Regions from separate parts of the Homo sapiens genome. Here all the other regions are linked to region 2. A link is a contact called in ENCODE Hi-C or POLR2A ChIA-PET data. All regions are on one chromosome and are shown on one strand. Each heading gives the region's core, a stretch centred on a gene start or an enhancer-like site at or near the end of the contact. The rest is flanking DNA. Distances are from core to core; before and after follow the strand shown. Region 1 holds the start of ZNF510 (zinc finger protein 510). Region 2 holds the start of ERCC6L2 (ERCC excision repair 6 like 2). Region 3 holds the start of ZNF782 (zinc finger protein 782). Region 4 has its middle 34 kb from the start of PRXL2C.

Region 1 (7,749 bases), core at 1,808-4,307, 900 kb before region 2:
AGCAATTCTCCTGCCTCAGCCTCCTGAGTAGCTGAGATTACAGGCACGTGCCACAATGCCCGGCTATTTTTTGTATTTTTAGTAGAGATGGGGTTTCACCATGTTGGCCAGGCTGGTCTTAAACTCTTGACCTCAAGTGATCTGCCTGCCTCAGCCTCGCAAAGTGCTGGGATTACAGGTGTGAACGACTCCACCCAAAGTACACCAATTTCACTCATTGAGAGACTCAATATTGTTAAGATGCCAGCTCTCCCAAATCTCAGCAATCTTTTTGTAGATGTCAACAGGCTGATTCTAAAATTTCCATGGAAAGGCAAAGAAACTAGAATAGCCAAAATAATTCTTAAAAAGAAAAAATTGGAGAATTTACATTATGAGATTTCAAGGCTTTCTATAAAATTAGAGTAATCCAAACAATATATCTGCAAAAGAATAGACAGACCAGGCAACACAAAGAAGAAAGGATTTTTTAAAGTGAATTGAAATTTTATTTTTATACAAAAACCTGCGTGTGAATCTTACATTACAGGGTTATTCATAATTGTCAAAAACTGGAAACCACCAGCTGCCCTTCAACAGGTGAATGAAGAAACACTACTAAATTAGTGAGTGATACTTTAAGAGAAACATGATGTTTTATAGCCTCAAAATATCTCACTGCAGGCCAGTCATGGTGGCTCGCGTCTGTAGTCCCAGCACTTTGAGAGGCAAAGGTGGGTGGATCGCCTGAGCCCAAGAGTTTGAGACCAACATGGACAAAAACAAAGAAAGAGAAAGAAAAAGGGAAAGGAAGGGAGGGAGGAAGGGAGGGAGGGAGGGAGGAAGGGAGGGAGGGAGGTCCAAAACTTAGCTACTTGGGAAGCTGAGGTGGGAGGATCACTTGAGCCTAGGAAGTCCAGGCTGCAATAAGCCGTGATCGCACCACTTCACTCCAGCCTCGGTGACATAGTGAGACCCGGTCTCAAAAACAAACAAACAAACCAAACCTCACTGCAAATATTTATCAGCTGCGGTGGTGCTGCATCTACACACACAGCGCCGAACTTGGAAGTTGGCGGAGAGCAGCTCTTTGGGCACCAGGCAAGGTCTCAGCCTTCAGACAGATGTGAAGGGCGAGACTTTCCTTGGAAAGGAATTAAAGGGTTTATCTTTTTAAAACACCTGTTTCTCTTAAAAACTTAAGAAATGTATAATTTAAAAATTTAAAACTTTGATATTATTAATTGCTTATTGTTGAATGAATCCTTGTGAAAATTATTGATTGTAATGTTAGTGCCATGGATATGTCCTTTGTCCCAGCACCTATCTCATTGTCCTAACAAGGTTACTGAAGGTTCTCTTTCCACTGCTTTAAAAGCCAGCTGATACATACTACATTCTTTCTTTTTCATATAGTTGAACTTTTACTGCACCAGGATAAATTTTTAAATATTTAGTGATAGTATACATAGTAAATATAGAGATATTGCTATGCATTTTCAATTCTTTTCTGATCATTACCATAAGTTTTTATTAGAATGAAAATTGGAATAGTTCCTTTAGGAAAACAGGCAAAATATATAAATGTCAAAAAAAGAAAATATATACTTAGAAAACATAGATGATTAGAATTTTTAAAAACAAATGTTAGTCTTTTCCTCCAGTATCTATTAAAGTGTTTTTCAGTGTCAACAGTAAAATTTTATACCTTGATTCATATATACTGCACTAGTTTACTGTTGCCATTAATCTTTTTTCTTGCTAATCAAAACTTATCATTGCCATATAAAATAACCTGTTAGAAAGTATCAACCGTGTGTGTGTGAGTGTATGTGTGTTACTAAAAAGAGTGTCATAAAATACTGTGCTGAGAGGTTCCTAATTTGGTTCCTGATTTCAGAAGCATACCACATAAGATTTAAGCAAGCTCATCTCTAGGAGATGCATAATTTGTGGATAACGGTTTTCTTAGTTGGGATTGTGTGTACTTCAGGTATTATGTAATGCTGAACAGCTTACTTGCTTTTTCTTTTTTTCCCCCCAGAGATAAACTGAGGATCACAAATATTATTCTTTTATGTTAATAATGGTTTCCATTTTCTAGTATTTGTTACATTTTACGGCTTTATTCACAAAGCTGTTTATGTATTTTTGTGGCAGCTCTAAGTTAAAAGGCACACTTGTAACATTACAGTCCCAATTTTCCCTTTATCAACTTTATATTATAAAATTTTCCAACACATAGTCAATAAGCATGTCCATATTCTAGAAGTAGATATTCTTAACATTTTGCCATACTTCCCATTTCTAATTATTTTTTAAAAAGAACTTACAAACGGGCCGGGAGTGGTAGCTCACGCCTGTATACCCAGCACTTTGGGAGGCCAAGGCAGGCGGATCACTTGAGGTGAGGAGTTCGAGACCAGCCTGGCCAACATGGTGAAACCCCGTCTCTACTAAAAATACAAAAATTAGCTGGGCGTAGTGGCGGGCGCCTGTAGTCCCAGCTACTTGGGAGGCTGAGGCAGGAGAATCGCTTGAACCCGGGAGGCGGAGGTTGCAGTTAGCCGAGATCGCGCCACTGCACTCCAGCCTGGGCGACAGAGTAAGACTCCGTCTCAAAAAAAAAAAAAAAAACCAAAAAACCCAAAAACTTACAAACATAATACAATCCTAAATACTTACATAGACATCTCTTTATGAATAAGCAAGATTACCTACATAATCCCAATGCTGCCACAATTAATTAATAATTCTAATTTCCAGTCCGTATACAAATTTTCCCAATTGTTTTCAAACGTCTTCCGCGGCTCTTGCTTTCTGTAACCACACGCTGCATTTGCTGTTATGTCATCAAGTCTAACCCACAACCTCTGGGGCTCTGACAGAACCCGGGCTCCAGTTATCAGGACGGTCCATGTTATTACGCCATAAATCTTGGGGGAAAAACAAACAAAAAAACACTGACAGCTGGCGCCGTACTGCATGTGAAACGTAGTCTTGCATGTTATGGGTTACCGCGCAGCATGCTGGGAACGGATATGCGCGTTTTCGTCTGCGCATGTGCAGTCAACCCCACTTTCCGGCTTCTCCCTGTTAGTGTTTGCTGGTGCAGAGGGTTCGCAGCTCAGGTGAGAGCGCCGGGCCTCCACGCGGATTGCGGACCTGCAGGGAGGGATGTGCTAGTGTCCAGGGGGCGGGAACGCGACGTCCCGGGAACTCCCCCAAAGCAGGCCGTCGCTCCCTGTGCCTCGGCCGGCCCGGGACCTCAGCCTGAGAAGGGCCGGTGGGGGCGGGCTCCGGGGGCGTTAGGTGGGGCTGAGTCCTAGTTGGAAGATGCTCGGTGCGGGCCGAGGTATGGGCGCCAGAATGCAGCCAGGCGTCGGAAAACGCGGTGCTGGCTTCAGGAGGGGAATGCGCGTTTATTGTATTGACCATGAACCTGCCACAAAGCGCGTACAGCCCGTGGGTCTGCGGTGAGAGGCCGAGCCTAGGAGCTAGAAGGACCTCGTGAATTTTGGCTCTGTCACTTGAGCGTTTGAAAATGAGGATATTAGTAAAAACTGCTTTGTGTCGTTCAGAGGTAAGCCATCCCCTGTAAAGCATTTAGCTAAGCGCTAGTTACTAAGCAGCATGTAAATGTTGATTCCCGTTATATTTGGAAGACACTTTGTTCTTTTCATGTAGTATTTCGTTTAATTCTCACAACCACCCTATTTATATCATTAAAAATGAAGAAGGAGGAGTGAAAAGATAGAGCCAAGCTCACAAAGGATGAGAGAGCTAGGATGTCAATACATAAACACTTTACTCCCCGAATCAGGCTGTTTGTAATGGCCTACCTACCTAACCCAGCATTGCAGCCTTCACAGCACTGAGTGATTGTCCCCAAAACCCCAGGACAATGATTGTGAAGTCAGTGTGGACAGAATCTTACTATGTGGCAAGTGTATTTGTTGTGGGGTTTCTGGGATGTCTCCAGAGCCTCTGGGTTAGACTGAGGCCCCTGCCACCTCCTGTGCTGTCCCTCCTGTCTCTGTCTTTAGAAGTCAGTCTGATATTCTAGGGCAGTGAAGATGAGTCACATACGTAATTTTAAATGTTAAACTAGTAGCTACATGAAAATCTAAAACATGAAATTAATTTTAAGAACATACTGTGGTTTTCTCAGTGTATCCAAAATGTTATTTCAACATGTGGTCCTAGCCACATTTCCAGTGCTCAGTAGTTGATGTGATTGGAGGCTGTAGTCATGGATAGCAGGGTTCTAATTAATGCCAAGAGAATCAGGTTTAAGGCCTTAGGTCACTTCTTCACCAGGAGGATTTTGCTCCCTAGGGAACTTTGGAAATGTTGGAGACTTTTTTGGTGGGGGGAGAGGGGACTGAGTTTCTCTCTGTCGCCCAGGCTGGAGGGCAGTGGTGTGATCTTGGCTCACTGCAACCTCCACCTCCCAGGTTCAACTGATTCTCCTGCCCCAGCCTCCCAGCTTGTAATCTCAGCTGGAATTACAAGCATGCATGGCCATGCCCAGCTAATTTTTTGTATTTTTAGTAGAGGTGGGGTTTCACCATATTGGCCAGGCTTATCTTGAACTCCTGACCTCAGGTGATCCACCTGCCTTGGCCTCCCACAGTCCTGGGATTACAGGCGTGAGCCACCACGCCCGGCCTGGAGACGTTTCTGATTGTCACAACAGGGAGAAGGGGTGTCCTAGTGTCTAGTGCATGTTTAGAAATGCTCTTAAACATCCTGCAATGCACAGGACCACTCCTTATGTCAGAGGATTATCCAGCCCAAAATGGAAGTTGTGCTGACGTGAAGAACACTGTTTTCCATGAAAGTTTCAACTAAAATAAATTTGTTACCCAGGCATCAGCCCCAGCTTCTCTGGAGCAAAGCAGCTCTTTATGTTGCAGGAAGGAGGGAGCCCCAGGAACAGGAGTCCCACCGAAGAACTGCTCTCTGACAGAACAGAGACCTCCTCACCAGGGCTTCCAAACAGATGCAGAAGAACCCAGAAAGGAGCAGGTCTTGATTTGCCCAACCAGCGGCACTTCTTCATCCCCTTGCCCAGAGAGCACCAGACTTGGTGATGTCGCCACATCCAGAAGCCATCACAGATTGTGTGACACTGAACACTGTGGGCCAACTTGCAGAAGGTGGTAAGCTGGGGTTGAGAGGCGTGGGTGACTGTCAGACTGCACAGGAAAAGCCACATTACTGGAGGGCTTTTCTCCATGGTCTCCAAGGAAGGCATAACCAGCCAGGGCTGAGGAAATTGTCTCTAATCCTCCTCATAGAGCCCCCATTTTCTTCATTCTTGCCTCACTCTTTCCAGATTCTGAGTCACTCTCACACAACATCCATCACATGTAGCATCTAGAAATTTACTAAGGTTGCCTCTATCCTGAACCTGTAGAATCACAAAAATGATAATACAGGAAAGGATTTCTATTTCTGACTCTTAAAACCTTAAAAAGTATTGAACCTAGGATGAACAGTTTGTCCATGGTCACTCAGGACAGAGCTTGGAGCAAAGCACAGTGCTGTTCACTCTGTCACAGGTGAGTCACCAGAAGTGTCTTATCGAAAGTCTTTTGAGAAACTATAAGTTAGAACAAAAATATTTTAAAATAGTCTTTCAGCATCTCCTTTTTTTCAGTTTTGTGTTTTCTATTGGTGTAAATAATATTAACAGAATATTAATGTTAATTCTGTTTAAGTTGTTAGTCAAAGAAGACATACATTTTAAATAAATCAATAGGAAAATAGTCTACAATCGCCTGATGAAAAACAGCAAGGGGCCAGGCCTGGTGGCTCACCCCTGCAATCCCAGCATTTTGGGAGGCCAAGGCGGGCAGATTGCTTGAGGTCAGGAGTTCGAGACCAGCCTAAGCTACATGGTGAAACCCCATTTCTACAAAAAATACAAAAATTAGCTGGGTGTAGTGGTGGGTGCCTTTGGTCCCAGCAACTCAGGAGGCTGAGACGGGAGAATTGCATGAACCCAGGAGGCAGAAGTTGCAGTGAACTGAGATCACACCGCTGCACTCCAGCCTGGGCAACAGAGCCAGATCCTGTCTCAAAAAAAAAAAACAAAAAAACACACACACACAGCAAGGGTTCATCCACATGATCATATTAAAGATGCACATATTCAGGAGGTGCTTTCTCTGTAGTGCTGCTTGTCCCTTCTCAAAGGTCAAAGGAACATTTTTTGTAGAGAGGCCTTTTTCCCCAGCTGGTGTGATGACATTGGTAGGCAGGTAAGATGGAGGCTGCCCAGATCTCTCATGACTCCTTCCTCACCCCCAGGTTATCCTTTACGGTTCTCCACACTCTTTCAGGAGCAGCAGAAAATGAACATATCTCAGGTGAGTTAATTACTAATACCTTTTTCATCATGGATTTCATAGGTGTTTAAGGGTCCACATATTAATATGGAAATGTAGAAATGGATCAAAATCATTCAAGGAATATATAGAAAAGCAGGGCAGTAGCACAGCAGAATTGGCATGTGGAAAGATGGAGGTCGCCTGATGTTACAGATTTTCCAAAATGGAACTGCAGTTTTCATTCTTTCTGATAGCCATGGCAGAGAGCCAGACAGACAGTATTTTTTTTACAGATTTGCATTGATGAGAAGCTTAAAACCAGGCTGATTCCTCATGGAATCTAAAGTTATCAAAGTCAGGGAAAATGTCTTTGTTGGTCTTCATGTGTCAGTGCAAATCTTTCTCATAACAGCCTTGAAATAAATGCAGTATGTTGCTTCTGCTTTTTCCTCAGTGGAAGTAGACGGCTTAGTGCCAAACTCAGGCTTTTATTAATACAGTTTTTCAGTTTTATTATTAATACAGTTTTTCAGGTAATGGAAACAGACGTTCAGGTAGACAGACTGTCAAAGAAAGGAGAGATCGATGGTGTAGGCTCTGTTGATCAGAGGTGGAGAGTTTAAAAGGATTTTGTCCTGAAAAATGGGTAAGGTTTTCATTGTTGCAGTACAGGAGATTACTGCATTTTGAGAGCAGGCTAAACAAGGCATGCAAGGTCCATTAAGAATCTTTGCCTATTGCAGTTTGGACTTCCTCTTAGGGAATAATAAGAGAGGGGAGGGAGATAAAGGTTAGAGCCTTAGTATTAGTTTGCTAGGGCTGCTATAATAAAGAACCACAGACTGGGTAGATTAAACAGCAATTTATTTTCCCACCATTCTGGAGACCAGAAGTCTGAGATCAAGATGTCATCGGGGGCCGGGTGAAGTCTGAGATCAAGATGTCAACAGGGGCCGGGTGCAGTGGCTCACGCCTGTGATCCCAGCACTTTGGGAGGCCAAGGAGAGCAGATCACTTGAAGTCAGGAGTTCGAGACCAGCCTGGCCAACGTGGTGAAACCCTGTCTCTACTAAAAATATAAAAATTAGCCGGGCGTGGTGGCGGGTGCCTGTAATCCCAGCTACTCGGGAGGCTGAGGCAGGAGAATTGCTTGAACCTGGGAGGCGGAGGCTGCAGTGAGCTGAGATCGTGCTACTGCACTCCAGCCTGGGCGACAGAGCTAGACTCCATCTCAAAAAAAAAAAAACAGATGTCAACAGGTTTGGTTCCTTCTGAGAGCTGTGAGGGAAGGGCCTTGCTCCGTGGCTTAGATGTCTGTCCTCACATCATCTTTCCTCTGTATGAGTCTATGTCCAAATTTTCTTTTCCTGTAAGGAATTGAGAAATTGTTCAAATATAGAAAGATACAAAGAAATAATATAATAAATATGTT
Region 2 (6,980 bases), core at 2,381-4,880:
AAAATGAAGAAAACTAATGTCAAAAATGATGGTGACTAATAGTCTTCCTGCATCTTATTAACTGGCATCATCTCAGAGAAATGCAAATCAAAGCCACAATGAGATACCATCTCACACCAGTTAGAATGGCAATCATTAAAAAGTCAGGAAACAACAGGTGCTGGAGAGGATGTGGAGAAATAGGAACACTTTTACACTGTTGGTGGGACTGTAAACTAGTTCAACCATTGTGGAAGTCAGTGTGGCAATTCCTCAGGGATCTAGAACTAGAAATACCATTTGACCCAGCCATCCCATTACTGGGTATATACCCAAAGGACTATAAATCATGCTGCTATAAAGACACATGCACACGTATGTTTATTGCGGCACTATTCACAATAGCAGACTTGGAACCAACCCAAATGTCCAACAATGATAGACTGGATTAAGAAAATGTGGCACATATACACCATGGAATACTATGCAGCCATAAAAAATGATGAGTTCATGTCCTTTGTAGGGACATGGATGAAACTGGAAATCATCATTCTCAGTAAACTATCGCAAGAACAAAAAACCAAACACCGCAGATTCTCACTCATAGGTGGGAATTGAACAATGAGAACACATGGACACAGGAAGGGGAACATCACACTCTGGGGACTGTTGTGGGGTGGGGGGAAGGGGGGAGGGATAGCTTTAGGAGATATACCTAATGCTAAATGACAAGTTAATGGGTGCAGCACACCAGCATGGCACATGTATACATATGTAACTAACCTGCACATTGTGCACACGTACCCTAAAACTTAAAGTATAATAAAAAAAAAAGCTGGCATTTAAAAAAAAACAAAAAACTGGCATCATCATCTAACCAACTTTTCAAGGTAGAAAACCATTAGTCAGCCCTTAAACCTCATTTAATATTACTCCTTACATCCAATCCATCAGAATATCCTGGTTCTACTTCAAAAATGAATCACTTTCCTCCATGCCACTATCTCTCTAAAGCAAAGGCTGGCAAACATTTTCTCTAGAGTCAGTTATTAGCTATTTGTTACTTTAGATTTTGTAGGCCATACAGTCTCTTGCCCTTGTAATGCAAAAGCAACCAGACAATACATAAACAAATGGGCACAGTTGTGTTCCAATAAAACTTTATTTACAAAAAAAAGTGTCAGACCAGTTTTAGCCCACAGGCAGTAGTTTGCAGACCTCTGTCTTAAAGCATGCCACCATCAACTTTCCCTAAATTATGCCTAACCAGTCTCTCTGCTCCCAGTCCACCTATTTAGCGTAGGGTACCCATTATTCTCTATCTCATCATTTTATTGCCTCTGTAGCACTTATCATAACATTTAATTATCATGTCCACTGGTTTTTTGTCTTTTCCTTCCAGTAGAGAGTAATTTCCTTTCCAAGAAAAGTTTGTACTGTTATAAATTTTATCCCCAGGACCAACACAGAGTCACACAGCAGACATTCAGTGAACATGCGAATTTATTACACATTCTTTTTTTTTTCTTTTTTTTTTTAGACAAGAGTGTCTCTGTCGCCCAGTCTGGAGTGTCATGGCACAATTATAGCTCACTGTAAACTCCAACTCCTGAGCTCAGCCATCCTCCCGCCTCAGCCTCCTGAGTAGCTGGGACTACAGGTGTGCACCACCATGCCTGGCTAAATTTTTTATTTTTAGTAGAGACAGGGTCTCGCTTATGTTGTCCAGGCTGGCCTCAAACTATCCTCCCGCCTAAGCTTCCCCAAAGTACTGGGATTACAGGTGTGAGCCATGCGCCTGGCCTATTACAAATTATCAATCTCACAAATCCTTGATATCTTGCGAGAAAACTAAAAAGTACACCAACATATACATAACTGTAAAAACTGCATTGGAAGAAGAGTGCTATGAGAAGGGAGTATTGAGAAATGTAATTTAAAAGGGAAAGGGGTCTAAGAACTGTATCTCAGATAAGTGTACAGCATGTGCAAAAAAAAAAAAGCCTTAAGGGAATCACACAACTTATTGGAGTATTTTGGGTTTGAGTTCGGATAATTTCTAGGACGAAATAAATTCAGTTGAGTTAGAAATGGAATCTCTCAGTATCCAAACTACAGAACAACTGCTTAAATTGTTAAGATTTCCTGTTGGATTTAACAGGGAAATGGGTTAAGTGTCCTAAAATTTAATGAGTCGAAATCATTTGTTTTGGTTTAAACTAATTACCAACTCAACTCATTCTGGTGATAGGGTCTCTCTCTCCCTCTTTCACTCCAAAGGCCTCCTCAAGCATTCCTCAAGGGTGTTCCCACCTCGGGGCCCTGGAGCTTTCTGCTCCTTCCACCAATTTCCCTAAATACCAAGAGTGACTAGATTTATCAAAAGGAATGAGCCTCCCAGTCACAATATCCACTCGGCAGCTTCATCTATTTTTAGCTGCCAGTCTCCTATAGGTATTTATATGTTTGGTCCCTGAATTACAGCGTCATCAATTCCTAGACCTCAGAATTCAGGCTTGTAACTTGCCCTCTCTGAACTTTAGCTCTGAATTCATCTATTTAATGAGATCGATATCTTCCTCAAAGGAAAGCAAGTAAACAATCAGCATATTGCTGGGCTCAGGAAAATCACTCAATACCTGGTAGCTTTTGTTATACAGCACAATTATTAATGAAAACTACTCATTTGGGTGCCAGAAGGCATCCCAGGTGACTTGTGGTAGATAATCACACCTTCTTTAAACCTCCTATTTAAGGCAGAATATAATGCCCTGACTCAATAGGCAATAAAACTCAACTGAACTAAATATCTCAACCTTCATTTATCTACTTACAACAAACTTCTGCCATTCACTAACAACTGGGGCATACAAGAATAAAGAATGAAAATAACATTTACTGAGTGCTTAATATGGGCCACACGCGGGGTCACATAAATACTTTGCGTATTCCCCACGTCATTTAATAATCGCAAGAACCTAGTAATGAACCCAGTTTTACAGATGAGGAGCCTGCCCAAAGTTGCTCAGCAAGTAACTGTCAGAGGCAGCACTAGATCCCAGGGGCTGACTCCCGAGTCCAGGTTCTCAACACTGAATCGGAGATTTGGTTCCAGGCCTGGAGGGGTTCACAATCTGCAGCTGTCACTGAAGAGGATCTACAGGGCAAAACCCCAACCCGAAGGGCACCGGCAAGAACTGGTCCAACGCGACGCAGTACACAGGCCTCTGCGTAAGGGGCGAGCGCGGAGCTGGTACCTTTGCCTGAGGTTTCCGCGCGGGGCTGTGGCGCCGACGGATCCATCCGGCCAGGGGGAGGGGCCGAGCCCGGCTGCATGTAACACCCGGAAGGCGGCGGAGGACAGCAAGGTGGCTGGCCGGCAGGCCAATGGCGGCCAACGCCACTTCCGGCCGCCCTCCGAGCATCGCTCTTCGGCAACCCGAAGCCACAGGATGGAGGAGGGGGATCCCAGCAAAGGTAGCGACTAAGGGGACCCAAGCAGAACGGGAGGGCGACGTCCGGAGCGGCGGCAGAGCCAGGGGACGCTGTGTGAGGCTGGCAAAGCGGTGTTCACCTAGTTCTCTCGGGCTCCGCCGCCGCCGGAGGAGGACAGGAGGCCGGCAAGGCGACCCCCAAATCTTCCTAGGCTCTGACTTCCGTCTCCTAACCCCCGCAAATTCCAACCCGGTCTTGGAAAATCCCGCGAGAACGGGCTCCCGAATTGTCATTGGGATCTCGCGAGAACGAAATCTTCCTTTCTGTGGGCGGAGCAATCTTCCCGATGTCTCTTCCCTCTGAGGCCAGTAGCAGGAAGGGCCTCGGGAGTTGCGAGTGTCGCGAGGTTTGAGGTCGCTCGGTGGGCCGGGCGCTGTGCGAAGCTAGAAATAACTGGGGGCATGGAGAATGCGGTGGCTGTAAAGGGCCGCTGAGGCGGTGGAGGCCTGGCAGAGAGCGTCCCCGCGGTCGCGGCTTCTGGCTTCTCTGTGGAGCTTGGTTCTTCCGTGGTGGTGCAGCACCCCAGGAACTTCAGGAACCAGTCCTTCCTTGGAGAGCTCCCCGGGACAGCCACGGGGGCCAAGTGAAACTAGCGCGTTTTCTTGGATCCTACACTTTATAGTGAGTCATAAATACTTTAAATACAAAGCCAACAACATTTGCTGCAAATAAACGTAAAAATACTGTTAAAGTGTAAAGTGTTTTCCTCCGTACCATCTGACGTTTCTGGCGGTTCGTTGAACGCGAGAGAACGCTGAGCCGTCTGCACTGAGCCCGGGAGCATCTTCAGGGCAGCGCCGCCCACGCGCGAGGTGAATGAAGGACACGGCCTCTTGACACTCCCAGGCAGCACAGATAGACGGATCCGTAAGTGGCTCCCGCGCATGTTAAAATTTGTATACTGTAAGGTATTTCATGGATTGAGTGAAATACCTGACAGGGCCTGTATCCGTTCCCTATTGCCACAATAACCAAAAACCACAAACTTTGTAGCTTGAAACAGCACAAATTTATCATCTGACAGACAATGCATTTATTATCTCACGGTTCTGTAGATCAGAAGTGCTACCTGGGTGTCACCCGGGCTGCACTCCTTTCTGGTGACTCCACAGGACAATCCTTAGCTTGCCTTTGCCAGCTTCTGTCCACATTCCTTGGCTTTGGTCCCTTCCTCCATCTTCAAAGCCAGTGATATGCCATCTCTCTGAACCTTCCATCCTCAAGTCTACCGCTGATTGCAGCTGGAAAAGATTCTGAGGGCTCACCTGAGTAATCCAGGATCATCTTCCCATTTCCAGGTCTCTGCCCTTGATCACATCAGCAGAATCCTTTTGCCATGTAAGCTAATATATTCACGAATTCCGGAAATTAGGAGATAAACATCTTTGGGGGATCATTATTCTGCCTACAGTAGTGTCTTAAGAAAACAATATGGCTGTTTGCAAATAGATCTCAATTCTATGGCAGATACTAAAAACTAGTAGTATGTGTTCATAAAATGCTTCATTTAAAATATGACTTGTTTGCTTACCAGCAGGCAATAACTTTAAGCCTAAGTGAAACATCTAACTCAGCCATCTATGTGTGAGTTGTTGGCCAGATCACTTCTCCGTGTTTTATTGTACTCACCTATCACCATTACAGTGAAGCTAATAATAGTAAACTACCTAAAAATGGTAATTGTAAAAAATTAGATAATTAAGTAAAACTCCTAAAACAGTAGCTGGTCATAGTAAGGAATATATGTGTTGTTATTACTATTATTATCAATGGAATGCATCCACTTGAAAGTTGCATTCTACATAGCCATTATGTCAGTTTAATATTTTGGCTAATAGGCCGGGCGCGGTTGGCTCATGCCTGTAATCCCAGCACTCTGGGAGGCCAAGGTGAGCGGATCATGAGGTCAAGAGATCAAGACCATCCTGGCCAATATGGTGAAACCCCGTCTCTAATAAAAATACAAAAATTAGCTGGGCGTAGTGGCACATGCCTGTAGTCCCAGCTACTCAGGAGGCTGAGGCAGGAGAATCGCTTGAACCCGGGAGGTCTATAGAGGTTGCAGTGAGCCGAGTTTGCGCCACCGCACTCTAATCTGGCGACACAGCGAAAAACACTACTAATTATAATTGTAATTCTTGATTCTGACATGCACCCTGATATTGGAAATCTTAAAATCTAGAAAAATCTGCTGCTTGTTATTGATGGATTATATCTCTTTTCACATTGTCTCTAAAATCAAAATGGCAAATTGAAATTTTAATCAAGCTTCTTTTTTTCCCCTACAACTACCAGGGAAGAAGTTTGATTTTTTTCCCCTCTCTGAAATGACTAGTTGTGTAATTTTGTCTTATTTTTCCAGAGGTCCATTGAGTTAAGATGTAGCTCTTGACAGAGCAGACCTCTTAATAGAAGTGATAAGCAAATTCAGAAATAAATTTTGATTTAAATGGGAGGTATCATCTGGTTGAAGGAATACCCTTGTGACTAACAAAAGAGGAGGATACCTCATTTTCTTTTTTTTTTTTTTTTTTTTGAGACGGAGTCTCGCTCTGTCGCCCAGGCTGGAGTGCAGTGGCGGGATCTCGGCTCACTGCAAGCTCCGCCTCCCGGGTTCACGCCATTCTCCTGCCTCAGCCTCCCAAGTAGCTGGGACTACAGGCGCCCGCCACTACGCCCGGCTAATTTTTTGTATTTTTAGTAGAGACGGGGTTTCACCGTTTTAGCCGGGATGGTCTCGATCTCCTGACCTCGTGATCCGCCCGCCTCGGCCTCCCAAAGTGCTGGGATTACAGGCGTGAGCCACCGCGCCCGGCCCTCATTTTCTGAGTGTTTATTATTTAACCTCACTGCTGTACTTACAGTGTATACTGAAGCAGAAATAATCATGACATGAAAATATGTCCTAGTGAACTAGTTGCCTCATAAAGTTAGACATTCTCAAATATTCCTTCCCCCAGTAGCTTTTGTCTTTGCATTGACATCCTTGTCTAGGTGCTGATATTGTGAACATCTAACGCTGTCAGACCAGTCACTTCAAAGTTAAACTGAATATCTTGTAAAATATTAAGGAATTCCTGTAGTTAATATGTGTGATGTTGGATAAATCACATGAATGAACTGAATCACATACAAAACTTTTGGCAAAGGAGGATCTAGCAAAAATTAAGCCAATTAAAACTACAAAAGAGAAAAAAATAACACAGATGGTGATAACACAGGCATTTCAAAACAGGCTCATGGAAGGATGATTAAACCCACCAATAATTTGCCAAAAAATAGTCTCTCTTTATCTTCACACTGCAAAAGTCAAATATATATCTGTATGTGGTTGACAGATCTCCAGAATTGTGAGTTAATCTAGCAAAAAGGCTCCAGAAAAAAATAGATATGAAACTCTAAGACAACACAAGAAATTAAGTCTTTTGAGTTTTAGTTAGATGATTTTAGGTTGCAGCATTTCTCCCTTCATACGTCGTTCCAGCCAATAAGGAAGCAAAGATGAG
Region 3 (7,735 bases), core at 2,233-4,732, 980 kb before region 2:
TATTTACTGTACTATTATGTTCTGGTAGTATACTTGGAAGATAACTGCCAAAAATCACCAGAAAAATACTTTTCAATTTATGAGCAGATTATTACAAGAGCAATTTACCAAGACCTACCAATGAACAATGAAAACTATGAACTGTTATTCTAAAGCTAATAGAAAGATGTGGTTTTCATGTCCATTTCCATCATCTGCACAATGTAACCTTTAAAAATATTTCTTAAAGTGTTAAGTTTATGGGAGCAAAAAAATATTGAAAAATTATCAGAAAGTTCACAAAAACCTTACAAACTCACATGTCATCAGATTAAATGTTCTCAGAGAGCCTGCAGTTTTTCACACTCCCTGCAACCTCATGGTCATCGCTCCACAGCAAGATAAATGGGTGACAAGACAATCCTCTTCTAGTTTGGTTGGACAAATGTCAATATCAGCATAACTTTCAAGTCTTTCTATGTAAATCTGCAAAATAGAGCACTGGCCTTTGATTTAGCTTAGTTTGAGTGCTGTAATAAGAACTCTTAGGAATGACAGGTTTCTTCTGGTTTTGACCAGAAAGTAAGTGCCTTTTATTCTTATGTTCTACAGAGACTTTGCTTGATCAGGCAGAGCAAGAGGCCATATCACAATCATAGGTCAGATACTTCTGCTACCTACTGTGCCCATAGAAATGTACAGCCCAGTTTTAGTCACAAGAATGATGGTCATCTCAGCCAAGGGCATCATGAAAAGAGGCAGTGTTGTCACCTTCACACTCATAAAAGGCAGCACACACACAGGCCCAGTGTGGATTTAAAGTCATTCAGTAAATCCTCAAGTGCCTACCACATGTAATGTCTGACACCTAGCTGGTAGGCAGATGGGAACTTTACAAGTACGTCAAGCTTGAATATGTAAAACCCATGTGATAGTGAGCAAATGTTAATCTTTTCACAAAAACTTACCCTTCTATATAGGGCACTAGCTTAAAAAACTGCGGTCAAGAGAGCCCCCCAGTGGCTGCTGTGCAGAGCAGCATGGCAGGCGCAGGTCTCTGAGGTTGTAAAACATTCCCCATAGTCAGTTGTTGGCTTGATAAGGAATGCACGTGTATAAAGAATGGTCCTTCTTACAGCCCCTATTTTTCACATCTTCATGATCACATCATAAAAATTGTTCTGTCTTACATCATCTGCAACTTAGACAATTCTGTTGGTTTTAAGGTGGAAACAGCTGCCAGTCTATGTATCCCTGGGATTCCTCTAACCCTGCTAAGCAGGGTTACTCATGAATTACTTTACATCTATCAATCATCTGTCCTACAAAGAACTGGGCAAACCTTCTTGGAAGGCCAGAAGGTTTTGCAAAAGCTTTAGGAAAGGGTTATGGCTGAAGGCAGCCTGATCCTCTTACCTTGAGTTAATAGTAAAAAGCAAATAACAAGGGAATGTAGAGGAGTTTATCTAAATAGCTTGTTTTCTCATTGTTGTCCTAAGACTGACCTTTGATCATTCGCATGCAGGACTGCTCTCTCTGGGGAGGGCGGGAGAAAGGGAGCAGAATCTCTGTAAAATGTGATGTTCAATAACCATTTGTTTTTGAAAACATTTTTGAGGTTGGTAGCTTAGATCTGGCAATGTTCTCCCATCTAATAACCATCAGACAAGAAATAAACTTGCTTAGAATAAACTTTTTTCCTTTTGTTTTGATTTAAAGAGTTCAAGTAGCTCATGGATATACTCTTCTGCAGAGCACCCTCTGAGGTAACAACACCTCGCAGCTCACCTTTAATCTTTACTCAGCTGTTCACTTTGCCCAGAGAGTGGGAGAAAATCTTCACAATCTATATATCTGACAAAGGACTAATATCCAGAATCTACTACGAACTCAAACAAATCAATCTCATCAAAGAAAAAAAACAAACAATCCCATCAAAAAGTGGGCTAAGGACATGAATAGACAATTCTCAAAAAAGATATACAAATGGCCAACAAACATATGAAAAAATGCTCAACATCACTAATGATAAGAGAAATCCAAATCAAAACCACCTTACTCCTGCAAGAATGGCCATAATCAAAAAATCAAAAAATAGTTGATGCTGGCATGGCTGCAGTGAACAGGGAAAACTTCTACACTGCCGGTGGGAATGTAAACTAGTACAACCACAATGGAAAACAGTGTGGAGATTCTTTAAAGAACTAAAAGTAGAACTACCATTGGATCCAGCAATCCCACTACTGGGTATCTACCCAGAGGAAAAGAAGTCATTATATGAAAAAGATACTTGCACATGCATGGTTATAGCAGCACAATTTGCGATTGCAAAAACGTGGAACCAACCCAAATACCCATCAATCAACAACTGGATAAAGAAACTGTGGTATGTATCTGATGATATACTACTTAGCCATAAAAAGGAATGAATTAATGGCATTTGCAGCGACCTGAATGAGATTGGAGACTATTATTCTAAGTGAAGTAACTCAGGAGTGGAAAAACCAAACATCGTAGTTCTCACTCATAAGTGGGAGCTAAGCTATGAGAATGCAAAGGCATAAGAATAACACAATGGGCTTTGGGGACTTGGCGGGGAATGGCGGAGGGCAGCGGGGCAAGGGATAAAAGACTACAAATGGGGTGCAGTGTATACTGCTCAGGTGATGGGTGCACCAAAATCTCACAAATCGCCACTAAAGAACTTACTCATGTAACCAAACACCATCTGTTCCCCAATAACCTACGGAAATAAAAAACAATCAGCAAAAAGCAAGAAAATTCGTTAATGCGCATGGAAACCTAAGATAATTAACATTAAATTTAAATATGTTGAATCAATAAGAGAATTCGGCAAGAAGCAATGTTAAGGGATAAAAACCAAAAGCTTTTCTCTAACACCTGCAGCACCGGGCTCGACCCGCCTTAGAACCCTCACGCCTGGGGGCGCCAGGACAGGGCTCACAGGTCAATGGGTCGGGTAGGCTGTAAAGAGACAAGGTGGAGGTTCCAGGTTGAAAATGTATAAAATTGTAAAGTAAATTCAAAGTTATATCATTTCAATGCTAAATACTTCAGTAGTGATCCCTTTTTTTAAAAAAAAAATTTCTACAAAATTCTTAATTTTTTTTCACAGTTCACAAAAGTAATGGTACTTTTTTTCAATATTTGCAATTCCCAATCCATATTCAGCTTCCCAATTGTCTCCGAAAGTCTTACGGAAAAAAAAAATGTTGGTTCAACCGGGAACCAATGGAGGGCTACTCTTTGTATTTGTCAGTAGCGTTTAAGTTTTAACCTTTAACTTCTCCCTGTTCTTGGAGAGCCTGAGCGGGAGACTTCATAAAAACTCCATCCCCGCCAATTCTGAATCGCCGAAACGTGAGGAGTCACGTCGAAGGCGGACGCAAGAGCTTATGGGAAATGTAGTCCTGAATGAGTCTGGTTCGCCGCGCAGCACTCTGGGATGGGGCTCCTGGGCTCCTTCTGCGCCTGTGCAGCCAGAGCCCCGCCTCCTCATTTGGGTTCTCGAGACTCCCGGGAAGCGGTTTGGGAAGCTCGGGGGTCGGCTCGGAAAGTAGAGGGGGCGCAGCTGGGGCGGGAGGACAGCGTTTGTGCCCGGAAGCGGGAGAGGAAGCGGGAAGTTTGTGGGATCCCCGCCCCCTGTGTCAGTGGATGCGACCGGGCGGGCCCTCGGCCTTCCCGGCCGCTGGAGAGGGACTTCGGCCGCTGGCTCCCGGGGCGGCTGAGGCTGAGCGTTGGTCCGGAGCAGGTGCCGGGTGCGGGCCGCGGTGTGCGGGACCGGAGCCCGGCGCGAGCGGCGGCGGGGGTGGGGAAAGCGCATTTGTAACGCGGGCGACAACGTGCCCGAAATCCCCGGACGGTGGGTCTGCATCGAGACCCCGAGCTCTGGAGCTGGAAAAACCCGGGTAAGTTCCATCTCTGTCAACTGGAAGCCGAGGCGAATGTAGGGACGTGGATGAGAGTCAGGTTTCTCATCTGAAAGTGAGGGTATTAATAATGACTGCTTCATGGCGTTGGTTTAAAACTTTAAGTCACCACCTGTAAAGCAAACAGCCGACTGTAGGCTACTAAGCCATGAGCGGACTGCTGCTGTTATATTTAGAAGACACTTTGTTCCATTCGTTGGGTGCCTATGTATACCTCACAACCACATCTGCATTAAATATAACTGAGGCTCAGGTCACAAGCTAGCAGTGAGGGAGCTGGGGTTCAAAGGCAGGTGTGATTTATTTCCCGTTTCAGGCGCTAATATCACACCTGCCTAAAACCAGCATTGCAGCCTTCACAGCACTTAGCAGAATGTCATGTCCCCAAATACTCAGGGAGTGGATGTAGATGGAATCTTACCATGTGTCAAATGTAGTCTGGATTTCTGGTGTGTCTTCAGATCTCTTGGGTCAGACAGGTTCCTGGCCCCTTCTGCATTGTCAGGGTGTCTCTCTTTTAAGTCTGATGTAAAGAATTCTAAGAGTCAGATTTTTGCCACTAACATGGTTTCTCAGGTCAGGTCGCAGGCTCCTTGAACAGAGCAGCCCTTGCGAGGTGGGAAGCAGGGGTCTCTGTGAACAGTTTTACCTGGAAGAGAACACCTCTCAGACCTAGGCCTCCCTCCCGAGCTTCAGAGCAGAGGCAGAAGAGCCCACAGAGGAGCAGATCCTAGATGTGTATGGTCAGAAGCAGTTCTTGATCCTCCTTCCCAGAATGAGCCAGACTTGGTGAAGCCTCCAGAAGCCACCACACAATGGGTGACAGTGGGTGGTTTGGGCCAGCTTTGAGAAGAGCAAAATGGGCTAGGTGGTGGCCAGGGACAGGCTGCTCAGGAAAGGCCACATCATTGCATAGGTCTGAGGGTAGGGGTAACCGGAGATTCTGTCCCCAGATCCCAAAGTAGCCCCCAGTCGCTTTGTTCTCCACTCTTTACAGATGCCATACTGCTGTTAACATATGTGACACTGGAGACTTTGTCCCTACCTCATAGAATCCCATGCATGATGATACATGAAGGGTTTTCCGTGGCTATCTACTTCTGATTCTTTTGAAAGCTTTAAAGACATTGGGCATGAAAGGTTCAGTGAGTTTCCGGGGATCCCTCGTTTGTGGTAGAGCCAGGAGGAAAACAGTTCCGTTCATTCTTTCACAGGTGAGTCACCAAAAGCATCTTATCCAAAGGGCCTTTTGAGAAATACATCCCAGTTAAAACATCTAAAACTCTTTGCCTTAAAGTATCTCATCTCTTTTATAAGACTTTCTGTGGATTGTCTATACCAAGGGTAAATAATATTACTAAGAAAAATAGTTAAATGATGCACACTGAATATTTTTCTGCTAAGTTAATTTTGTGTTTTGGAGACAGAGTCTCATCCTGTTGTCCAGGCAGGAGTGCAGTGGCACAAACATGGCTCACTGCAGCCTCTACCTCCTGGGCTCAAGTGATCCTCCTGCCTCAGCCTCCCAAGTAGCAGGGACCACAGGCGCATGCCACCACACCTGGCTAATTTTTTAAGTTTTTATTTTCTGTAGAGACAAGGTCATGCCATGTTGCCCAGGTTGGTCTTGAACTCCTGAGCTCAAGCTGTCCTCCCTCTTTGGCCTCCCGAAGTGCTGGGGTTACAGGCTTGAACCACAGTACCTGCTAGGTTAATTTTAATGAAAGAATAGTGTCTTACCCTGTGGTGTACTTTAATTCAACTAATCCTGTATTGTCTTTATTTTTGTGTGTGTGTTAGAAGCACATGTGCATTGTTAAATCAATTGGGAAAAGTTTATGTTCACTCAATAAAAAACAGCAGTTTAAGCCCCATAATTATTTCAGAGTTGTCGTAGACAGTGCCACCTCTACGTGGTGCTTCTCATGCCTTTTCAAGGCCTGAAGGGCCCTGTTACCTTAGGAAGGCTGCTCTCCAACTGGGTTGCTGAGATTTGGGGAGGCTAATCTAGGAGCTGTGAGGTAGGCGAGACCGTGTGACATCCTCTTTCTGTCCCCCCAGCTGAGGCTTTACAGTTCTCTATACTCTCCCAAGAGCCACAGAAAATGAACACATTTCAGGTAAGCTTTTTATTCATTCCCCACTTTGTATTGTAATGGATTTTATGAGGTTTAGATAGGCCCTTGCATTAAATGGAAAAGGAGAAATAGATAAGTAAATCTTGAGGGAAAATATATACAGTTTCACCATGAACTCTGCTGTCAGCTTTGTCAGGGTTAGTAGGTTCCCTCCAGTTACCAGTTTGCCAAGATGTCATGTTAGTCATGAATGCACATGAATTATATTAAATACTTTTTATGTATCAGAATAAATCTATAGCTGTGTCCTTGAATCTGTAAATATTGTGAATAATATAATGGATTTTCTAAAAGTAACTTGAATTCCTGTATAGACCCTAGTTGCTAATGAGTGTAGTAAGTTGCTTCTTACATGTTTTCCTAGCACTTTATGGTAATAATTTAGGATTTTTATTTCTGTGTTCACAAATTGGATTAAACTATACTTTCCTGTTTCCCTGTTCAGTTAGGGTATCATGGTTGTCTCATGAAAGGAAATGGGGCACTTTTTCTTGTTTCTTCTTTTCTAATAATTTAGAAAAATGAGAACATTGTGTTATATGTAGATTTTATGAAACTCACCTATGAATTTGGACCTTGCGAAGACTTTTTGTGTGAAGATTTTGATTATTGAATAAATGTATTAGTTCATTAGTCAGCTTCTTATAAGCTTATACTGGAGTTGTACTTTTTCAATATAATTTTTGTCATTACATTTTCATAGAAAATTGTAATCATTTACTTTTTTTATTTTTTTTTAGATTTAGTAAATGTTTATTGTTGGTTAACCATTATCAAACAAGATTTTTCTTTGTCAGTATGCATTAAGTTATAGATGTACAGAGAGACAAGGTATAAACCAAGAGAAAAATAAAATGAGATACTAAGATATTTTATTTTAAAAACCACCTTGCATACACAAATTATAAAAATTTATAATTTTCACACCGCTTTACCATCCTTGTGCTAATATACTTTAACACTGAAGATGCAACTTGCCTACTTACTTAGCACTTTACTTAGATATATTTATTAAGATGCAAAAGTTTTCATAATATTGTATGTTTACTAAAACTGGAAAGATTTTTCAATTTTAATACAAAACGTATTTGAAATTTTCAACTAAGATTCTGAACATTTTACTTTTACATTTTATTTTATGTATTTTACTACCCAGGGTCTAAAAGAAGTCAAGACAGGCCTTAACTAAAATGAAAGAGCAAGACTAAAATAATCATAATAAATGCTGTCTTTTCTTTATACTTTAAAACATTTCTTTAAAATGTTTTATTTCAATAGCTTTTGGGGTACAAGTGGTTTCTTGTTACATGGATGAATTATATAGTGGTGAATTCTGAGATTTTAGTTCACCCGTGGTCTGACAAGTAGTGTACATTGTGCCTTATAGGTAGTTTTTTATCCCTAGCACCTTTCCCTAGCCTCCCACCCTCCCCTTCTTGGTCTCTAAAGTCCATTATGTCACTCTGTATGCCTTTGCATACTCATAACTTAGCTCCCACTTATAAGTGAGAACGTACGGTTTGGTTTTCTACTCCTGTGATACTTAGAATAACAGCCTCCAGCTCCATCCAAGTTGCTGCAAAAGACATTATTTCATTCCTTTTTATGGCTGAGTAGTATTCCATGGTGTATAGGTACCACATTTTCTTTATCCACTCAGTTCATGGG
Region 4 (7,463 bases), core at 4,876-7,375, 810 kb before region 2:
ACAATCTTGGCTCACTGCAACCTCCGCCTCCCGACTTCAAGTGATTCTCATGCCTCGCCCTCCCAAGTAGTTGGGATTACAGGCGTGTGCCACCACACCCAGCTAATTTTTGTATTTTTAGTAGAGATGGGGTTTCACCATGTTGGCCAGGCTAGTCTCAAACTCCTGGCCTCAAGTGATCTGTCTGCCTTGGCCTCCCAAAGTGTTGTTATTACAGGCATGAGCCACCGCGCCCGGCCAAGATTATTCTTTTAAATGCAAACTGACATTTTTTTTCTTTTTTTTCTTTTTTTTGGAGACAGAGTCTCGCTCTGTTGCCCAGGCTGGAGTGCAGTGGTGTGATCTTGGCCCACTGCAAGCTCCGCCTCCCGAGTTCACACCATTCTCCTGCCTCAGCCTCCCAAGTAGCTGGGACTACAGGCACCCACCACCACGCCCGGCTAATTTTTTTGTATTTTTAGTAGAGACGGGGTTTCACCGTGTTAGCCAGGATGGTCTCAATCTCCTGACCTCATGATCCACCCATCTCAGCCTCCCAAAGTGCTGGGATTACAGGTGTGAGCCACCGCGCCTGGCCGCAAACTGACATTCTGATTTTTAATAGGATTCAGCCTCTTTATATTTAGTGAAGCAACTGAAACGCTCCTTGTGACAGGTCAATTTGAGGGCAGCAGTGCAATGTACATGTGGGGTTTGGTGCAATCCTAATTGCTACATCAAACAAGAGAAGAGAAGAGTGAGATGGAAGTAGGGGCATAACATAACCACCCATTACTTTCCATATAGCCTGAACAGACACATAAACAGAAGAATGCAGTAGGGAGGCTAAAGAAAAAATAATAGTTAACTGGGGAGCGAAGAGGACCCTTTTGAGAAGACATGTGATTACTGTTGAATTTTTAGGATGAAGCCAGTGGATACAAGGATAAGCTATGGTGTTTGTGTATGAAGTTGTTACGACAGGTAACAGAGCCTATGGGGATAGGGAGAGACCCATAAACACCTCCTCATTCCCTCAGAGTTGAGACCTGCCAGGGACAGAGCTTATACTTTAAGGTCCAGAACACAAAGACACTCAGGCAGAAATTTGAACCCCAGGATACTATAGTTGAGGCCTTGTCAACCTTGCCTACCCGCCCCACATTCCTTATTCCCATCTCCTCCTTCCCTAAAAAACTCCCATAGGAACTCTTGAAACTGGTTCCTAGGTAAATTCAGGGAAAGATCCAAAAGAACCCAGCAGGTCTCCAGTAAAGCCTTCTGGAATCCCTCCTGGACCTTCAAAGCTCCTGAAGTCTCATAACAGATCCTGATACCAGCTGAAAGACTTCAGGCCAGATTGGCTCTTAGATCAGAGCTCCTGTATGTCCTCCTCAGCCTTTCAAGGAGCATGACAGCAGACAGTGCTCTGTAGACCCACGTCCATTATATCCCTCAGGCCTGCACATGCCTGAAGGATGAGACAATCAGGAACCAAACTCCTGTCCTGAAACAGAGATTCCTCAGGGAATCTCCCTGTTCTTAGCCAGTTTTAAGTGGGATTGACTCTAAGGCCACCTTCAAGGGTAGTTCTAATTGGCTTAATCCAATAAGCCAACCCCTCTAACATACTGATTGGATCAGGGATAGACAAGCAACCCAGTGTGTAAACTTGCTTTTGCTACAAAACCAAACTATCCCAAAATTTAGTGGAATAGTTTAAAACAACAAACTTTTTTTACTTCTCACAGTTTTGTCAGTTGGCTTGAGTGGTTCTTCAGGTCTGGACTGGCTCAGCTAAGAACTAATGGTCTGGGTCTAAGGGTGGCAGTTAATCATAGGAATGAGGTGATGCTTATCTGGGACAGCTCATTTCTGCTCCACATGGTCTCTCAATCTTCATGCTTCTTCACATGGAAATCTCAAGGTTCCAAAGAACAATTTTCAAATCTCTGGTTGCATCACATAAAAAGATATTATATTGGCCAAAGTCAGTCATATGTTCAAGCCCAGACTCAGTGTGCAAGTGACATGCAAAAAGATATGGTTACAGGGAGGCAGGATCACAATGGTAGTCATTATACCACATACAGTATTATCCAGGAGTCTTGAGTCCTTCTGAAAAAGTCAAACTTCCTCTCTCTTCCTTGGGGGCTACTAGGAAAGATCTTCTTCCCATGGTCAATACAACAATAAGGAGAGAATTTAAAGCTGCTAGATTGGGTAGGAAGTGGGCCTCAAGTAGAGAGTAAGGATTCAATGAGAGAAGAGGGACAGAAGGAAACCAGAGTCCTAAAAAAATGTTTGAGATACTGAACCAAGCTCTGCCTAAAGATTTTTCAGTCACTTAAAACAGGACATTTCCTTTTGCTTAAGCCAGTGGGAGTTGTATTACCGCTACATGCAACCAAAAGCATCCTCACGTGGTTGTGAAGACAAAGCAGATATGGTCAGAGAAAGTGTAGATACAGGGGTCAAAGAAGTTGTTATTTTTCAGATGAGACACATTGAAACGTGTTTATATGTTGAAATGAGGTGTTTATATGTTGAAATGAGCAGAGGAAAGACTGAAGATACAAGAAAAGAAGCTGACAACCAATAAAGTAATTCCTATGGGAAAACAGGAGGTAGTAGGATTTAGGACACAGGTGAAGGGATTATTTTCCTTTAAACAGAACGGTATGCCTGAGAGCAACTGGAACAACACAGACACTCAACAAATGTTTGCTGAATAAATGGATTGAAGAGTTGGGATCTTCTGATACCTCTTTCTCTCACAAATCAATATATGCCCAGTTTACAGAAAGCTACCTTAATCCATGGCATTCTCAGTCTTCTCAATCCACTTTTGGAAGATAATCTTGATTCTGGCTTTCAGATTACCTTGCTTTTGCAACCATGCACTGTTTACCCCACGTATTTCAGGAAGAATCAGAGGAATGAGTACCTAATCTTGAACTCATTACACAATCTTGAGTTCTCTCTCCCACCAGATCAGTGTTTTTCAAAGTATAACCCAGACAGCTTGCAACAAAATCACCTGGGGGCTTACTGAAATGCAGATTCCTGACCTCACTTATTGAGTTGGACTCTGAAGGAGAGAATCTGCATTTTAACATTCTCTGTTCTCTAGCTGGTCTTTACGCTGCTCCACCAGATGTAAACTGCCTAAGGGCAGGGGCAGGGTCTGGTTGCCTTTGTTTCCTCTGCACATTTCTTGGCATAATGTTTATCAAATGAGTACTTAAGTCAGGGAATCCGTGCTACTAAATATGAGTTCACAAATTAACCTTTCAGAAAGCACATCTTTATGATTCCAACAGTACGTTGATGTATATTTCAAATCTGTCATGTGTTGAAGGGAGAAAATGGTAGAGAAATACTGTCCTATATTTGGCAAGGCAAGAGTCTGACTTCATAACATCTTAAAACCTGCTTCTACTTATTAAAAAAAAAATTTAAATACAAGGAAATTCAAGTTTCTCCCTTAAGCAAAATTGATATGTACAACCCAGTCATAGAGTGTGAAGCCATGCTGGCAAACGTTTCTTCATGATTAATACCCAAGAGTTTTCCCAGGCTCATTTGTACCACCCTGGCCCTGTGGCCAATCCTGTCTATCACGGCTGGGAAAGGCTGCCTTGTGAATGATTTTTTTGTTTTGTTTTGGAGGCAGGGTCTCACTCTGTTGCCCAGGCTGGAGCATAGTGGTGCAATCACAGTTCACTGCAGCCTTGACCTCCCAGACTTAAGCAATCCTCTCCCACCTCAGCCTCCAAGCCCAACTGATTTTTGTATATTTTCTAGAGACAGGGTTTCACCATGTTGCTCAGGCTGGTCTCAAACTCCTGGGCTCAAGTGAGCCACCCACTTTGGCCTCCCAAAGTGCTGGGATTATAGGCGTGAGCCACTGTGCCCAGCCTGATCTTCTTTTCGTAAAAACAAAACAACAAAATGTATATATAGAAGAACAACATCAGTCATCCACCAAGATGCCTCCTGTGATGGTTAATTTTATGTCAAGTTGGCATAACCACAGTACGCAAATATGTGGTCAAACATTATTCCAGATGTTTCCATGATGTTTTTGGATGACATTAACATTTTAATACGTGGACTTTTGAGTAAAGCTGATTGCCCTCCATAACGTGGGTGGGCCTCGTCCAGTCAGCTGAAGGCCTGATTAGAACAAGATTGACCTCCCCCTAGCAAGAGGGAACTGCAGCAGACAGCTTTCAGACTTGAACCACAACGTCAGCTTTTTCCTGGGTCTTCAGCCTTGAACGGCAGCAATGACTCTTTTCTGTGTCTCCAGCCTGCCAGTCCACCATGCAGATTTTGGATTTCCTGGCCTCCTTAATTATATGAGACAATTCCTTAAAATAAACCTCCTTATCCACACACACACACACAACCTTTGGTTCTATTTATTTGGATAACCCTGACTGATACACCCCCTCCAATCACTTTGTACCACTTCTGTGCACACACACCTGCCCCTTCACTCAACTTCAACCTGCTTTCACTTTCAAATGCCCACACTGAAGGGTCATCTTGAGAGGACTGCCTTTGTTCAGCCTATTAAACTGCTTTCCCTAAATGTGCAGAGCTAGGCGTGTCTGCACACTTACATCCTCTTCAGCGGCCCTTAACCCATGAAAAACAAGGTAAGTGTATGAAAGCCCAGCTCCCTTGTCTCTGGCCGAGATAACTCTTGAGATATCACCTATACTCCCTAACTCCCCTGTGAAGTCATACTGAAACGATCCTTTGCAAAGGTCCGCCTCAGATTTCATACTTCTTGCCTTCCATTCCCCATCTTGCTTGCTCCACTTCTTTACGAGAAGTTTAGAGCCAAAACGAAGTTAACAGCCTATCGTTTTTTCCTGCCTTTTCTAATCCATTTTAATCCACTGCACTTATCTCTCTAAAATACACATCACATCACTCTTTTTTTTTTTTTGAGACGGAGTCTCACCCTGGTGCCCAGGCTGGAGTGCAATGGCGCGATCTCGGCTCACTGCAACCTCTGCCTCCCGGGTTCTAGCGATTCTCCTGCCTCAGCCTCCCCAGTAGTTGGGATTACAGGCGCGCGCCACCACGCCTGGCTAATTTTTTGTATAGGTAGTAGAGACGGGGTTTCACCATGTTGGCCAGGCTGGTCTCGAACTCCTGACCTCATGATCCGCCCGCTTCGGCCTCACAACACTCTTTAAATTAAAAATGCGTTTACACAAGGACAAAAAACCAAACACCGCATGTTCGCACTCATAGGTGGGAATTGAACAATGAGAACACATGGACACAGGAAGGGGAACATCACACACCGGGGACTGTTGTGGGGTGGGGGGAGGGGGGAGGGATAGCATTAGGAGATATACCTAATGCTAAATGACGAGTTAATGGGTGCAGCACACCAACATGGCACATGTATACATATGTAACAAACCTGCACGTTGTGCACATGTATCCTAAAACTTAAAGTATAATAATAATAAAATTAAATTAAAAAATGCGTTTACAATAAAGTCCAAACGCCTCAAATACGGTATTCAAAGCAATATTTTAGCTGCTGCATCCCTCTCCCGCCTCATCCCCACTTCACCCCTACGCACTTTACTGAACTTTCCGTTCTCTGAACCCAGAAACCGTTCTACCTGGAAGGCGCTTCCCTCCTCAAATCCTCGCTGTGTGTGACGCGTCCTCGAGGCCCCGCTCAACTGGCATTCGCACACCCAGACGTCTGCCGTGGGAGATTCGCCTCTTCCGAGCGGGCGGACGGTCCTGTTAAGACCCGAGACATTCCTGTTTCGCTCAGGTTAAAACTCTGAAGTACCTGGACTGCTCATTTGGATTTGGCTCCTGCAGACACACCTTTCGCCCCAGCATGAGAACTCGATTTCCCGCAGTCGCCATCCGGATGCCCAAAAATAGACCAGCGCGCGTCCCCGCCTCTGACGCTGTGCCGAGGGCGGGGCGGGGCGGGACGGGTCGCGCTTCGCCAGCGCGGGGCGGGCAGTAGGGGGGGTTCCTGGCGCTTTGCGCGCGGTCGCTGTCGCGCGGCGTGGTAGTGCGTCAGCCTGTCCGCCTTGGTGAAGAAGCGGAAAGGCCCGGGCGGCAGTGAGGACCAGAATCCGGTGAGGTCGAGGCACGGTGCTGGGGCTCCTCAGAGCATTTGGTTCCATTGCATTCCCCTCATAGCCGCAGCTTGGCGCCCCCTGCAGCTCGGCCTGGGCCAGGAGACACACCTTCCAGGCTATTAAATTAGTATTTGTAAAAATACACTGCAAACTTGGGAAGAAATTGCCACATCGCGGCCTGTGCAGCGGCTCACGCCTGTAGGCCCAGCTACTCGGGAGGCCGAGGCGGGCGGATCGCTTAAGGTCAGGAGTTCGAGACCACCCTGGGCAACATGTGGAGACCCCCGTCTACAAAAAATCCAAAAAGTAGGCGGGAGTGGTGGTGCACGCCCGTAATCCCAGCTGCTCAGGAGGCTGAGGCAGGAGAATCACTTGAACCCGGAGGCGGAGGTTGCAGTGAACCGAGATCCCGCCACTGCACTCTAGCCTGGGAGACAAGAACAAAACTTAAAAAAAAAAAAAGAGAAAAAATACCTTGGCACATAGCTTTAAAAGATTATTGGAAGTCTTCCTTAGTAAAGCATTTACTAAACATTTTTTCTAGCCTAGTCCGTGAACTAGACTGGGAAACATTTCCTTCCTTCGTGATTTTCCACAGAATTTTGAAGAATTGCGAAGAATTGCGGTAGAGAGAATTTTACCTGAGCCACAAAGAGCTTCCTGCAAGTGGGCGCTGGTGGGGATTGCAACTTTAAATCCAACCAGAAAAGATTTGTCTATAGAAGAAAACACACTCTTAGTTCGTAGAGAATACCTAATACATTTTAGCAGTAATTTTAACATAACACTTTTTTCAGCCACTTAACTGCCACTCTTAACAAAAATGGAAGCAGTTACCAGCGTCTTCTATGTAGCTATGTGTTCAGCATTATGTCAGGTTCTAGGAATCAAAGACAAATGATTCCTGCCCTCTGGAATTCTGCACAGTCTTATGTCTTTAAAACAAAATTAGTGCATTCTGGGGCCCTTTCTTGACGATGGCACTTTGGGAGTCCCCATCTAGTTCTGGGTAGTCATTAACTGAGCATGGTACTGTGTTCTTGTGAAAAACAGTAAGTTCAGGCCGGGCGCAGTGGCTCACGCCTGTAATCCCAGCACTTTGGGAGGCTGAGGCGAGCGGATCACGAGGTCAGGTGGTGGAGACCATCCTGGCTAACACGGTGAAACCCCGTCTCTACTGAAAATACAAAAAATCAGCCGGGCGTGCTGGCGGGCGCCTGTAGTCCCAGCTACTCGGGAGGCTGAGGCAGGACAATGGCGTGAACCTGGGAGGCGGAGCTTGCAGTGAGCCGAGATCGCGCCACTGCACTCCAGCCTGGGCGACAGGGACTCCGTCTCAAAAAA

What was found. Hi-C counts contacts between places; a loop is a spot of excess contacts on that map. ChIA-PET counts read pairs that join two places held with the same protein, here RNA polymerase II (POLR2A). Pooled maps may share reads with other maps.
Region 1: a loop to region 2 is called in a map with no recorded cell type, with 10 times the contacts of the local background. The contact joins the promoter of ZNF510 here to the promoter of ERCC6L2 in region 2. A Hi-C loop is called at or near these places in 2 of 37 single-sample maps with no recorded cell type and 9 of 50 pooled maps.
Region 3: a loop to region 2 is called in a map of B cell, with 33 times the contacts of the local background. The contact joins the promoter of ZNF782 here to the promoter of ERCC6L2 in region 2. A Hi-C loop is called at or near these places in 1 of 168 maps with a recorded cell type or tissue (B cell) and 7 of 50 pooled maps.
Region 4: a pooled map shows a loop between it and region 2 (2.4-fold over the local background). The contact joins the enhancer-like site here to the promoter of ERCC6L2 in region 2. A Hi-C loop is called at or near these places in 1 of 50 pooled maps. POLR2A ChIA-PET finds 5 or more read pairs at or near these places in 2 of 52 experiments (GM12878 and H1).

The regions. Positions count from the first base shown.
Region 1 is chr9:96,773,395-96,781,143 of GRCh38, reverse strand. ZNF510 (zinc finger protein 510) reads left to right here and starts at 3,057. Exons shown (of 6, transcript NM_014930.3): 1 at 3,057-3,110; 2 at 4,899-5,144; 3 at 6,298-6,356. The coding sequence starts at 5,075. RefSeq lists a silencer at 3,197-3,296.
Region 2 is chr9:95,872,341-95,879,320 of GRCh38, reverse strand. ERCC6L2 (ERCC excision repair 6 like 2) reads right to left here and starts at 3,630. Exons shown (of 19, transcript NM_020207.7): 1 at 3,237-3,630. The coding sequence starts at 3,282. It overlaps ERCC6L2-AS1 (ERCC6L2 antisense RNA 1), which reads left to right and starts at 3,344. Exons shown (of 3, transcript NR_023390.1): 1 at 3,344-3,456. RefSeq lists enhancers at 3,420-3,479, 3,540-3,769, 2,901-3,775, 3,910-4,009, 4,050-4,099 and 1 more.
Region 3 is chr9:96,850,261-96,857,995 of GRCh38, reverse strand. ZNF782 (zinc finger protein 782) reads left to right here and starts at 3,482. Exons shown (of 6, transcript NM_001001662.3): 1 at 3,482-3,908; 2 at 4,927-5,143; 3 at 5,991-6,049. The coding sequence starts at 6,035. RefSeq lists silencers at 3,710-3,779, 4,060-4,149.
Region 4 is chr9:96,685,498-96,692,960 of GRCh38, reverse strand. No RefSeq gene overlaps it. Among named protein-coding and RNA genes, the nearest start is that of PRXL2C, 34 kb to the right of the region's middle. Within about 2 kb of position 6,125, at least 29 of the 41 ENCODE cell types and tissues checked have a DNase peak (open chromatin) inside an H3K27ac peak, as active enhancers do.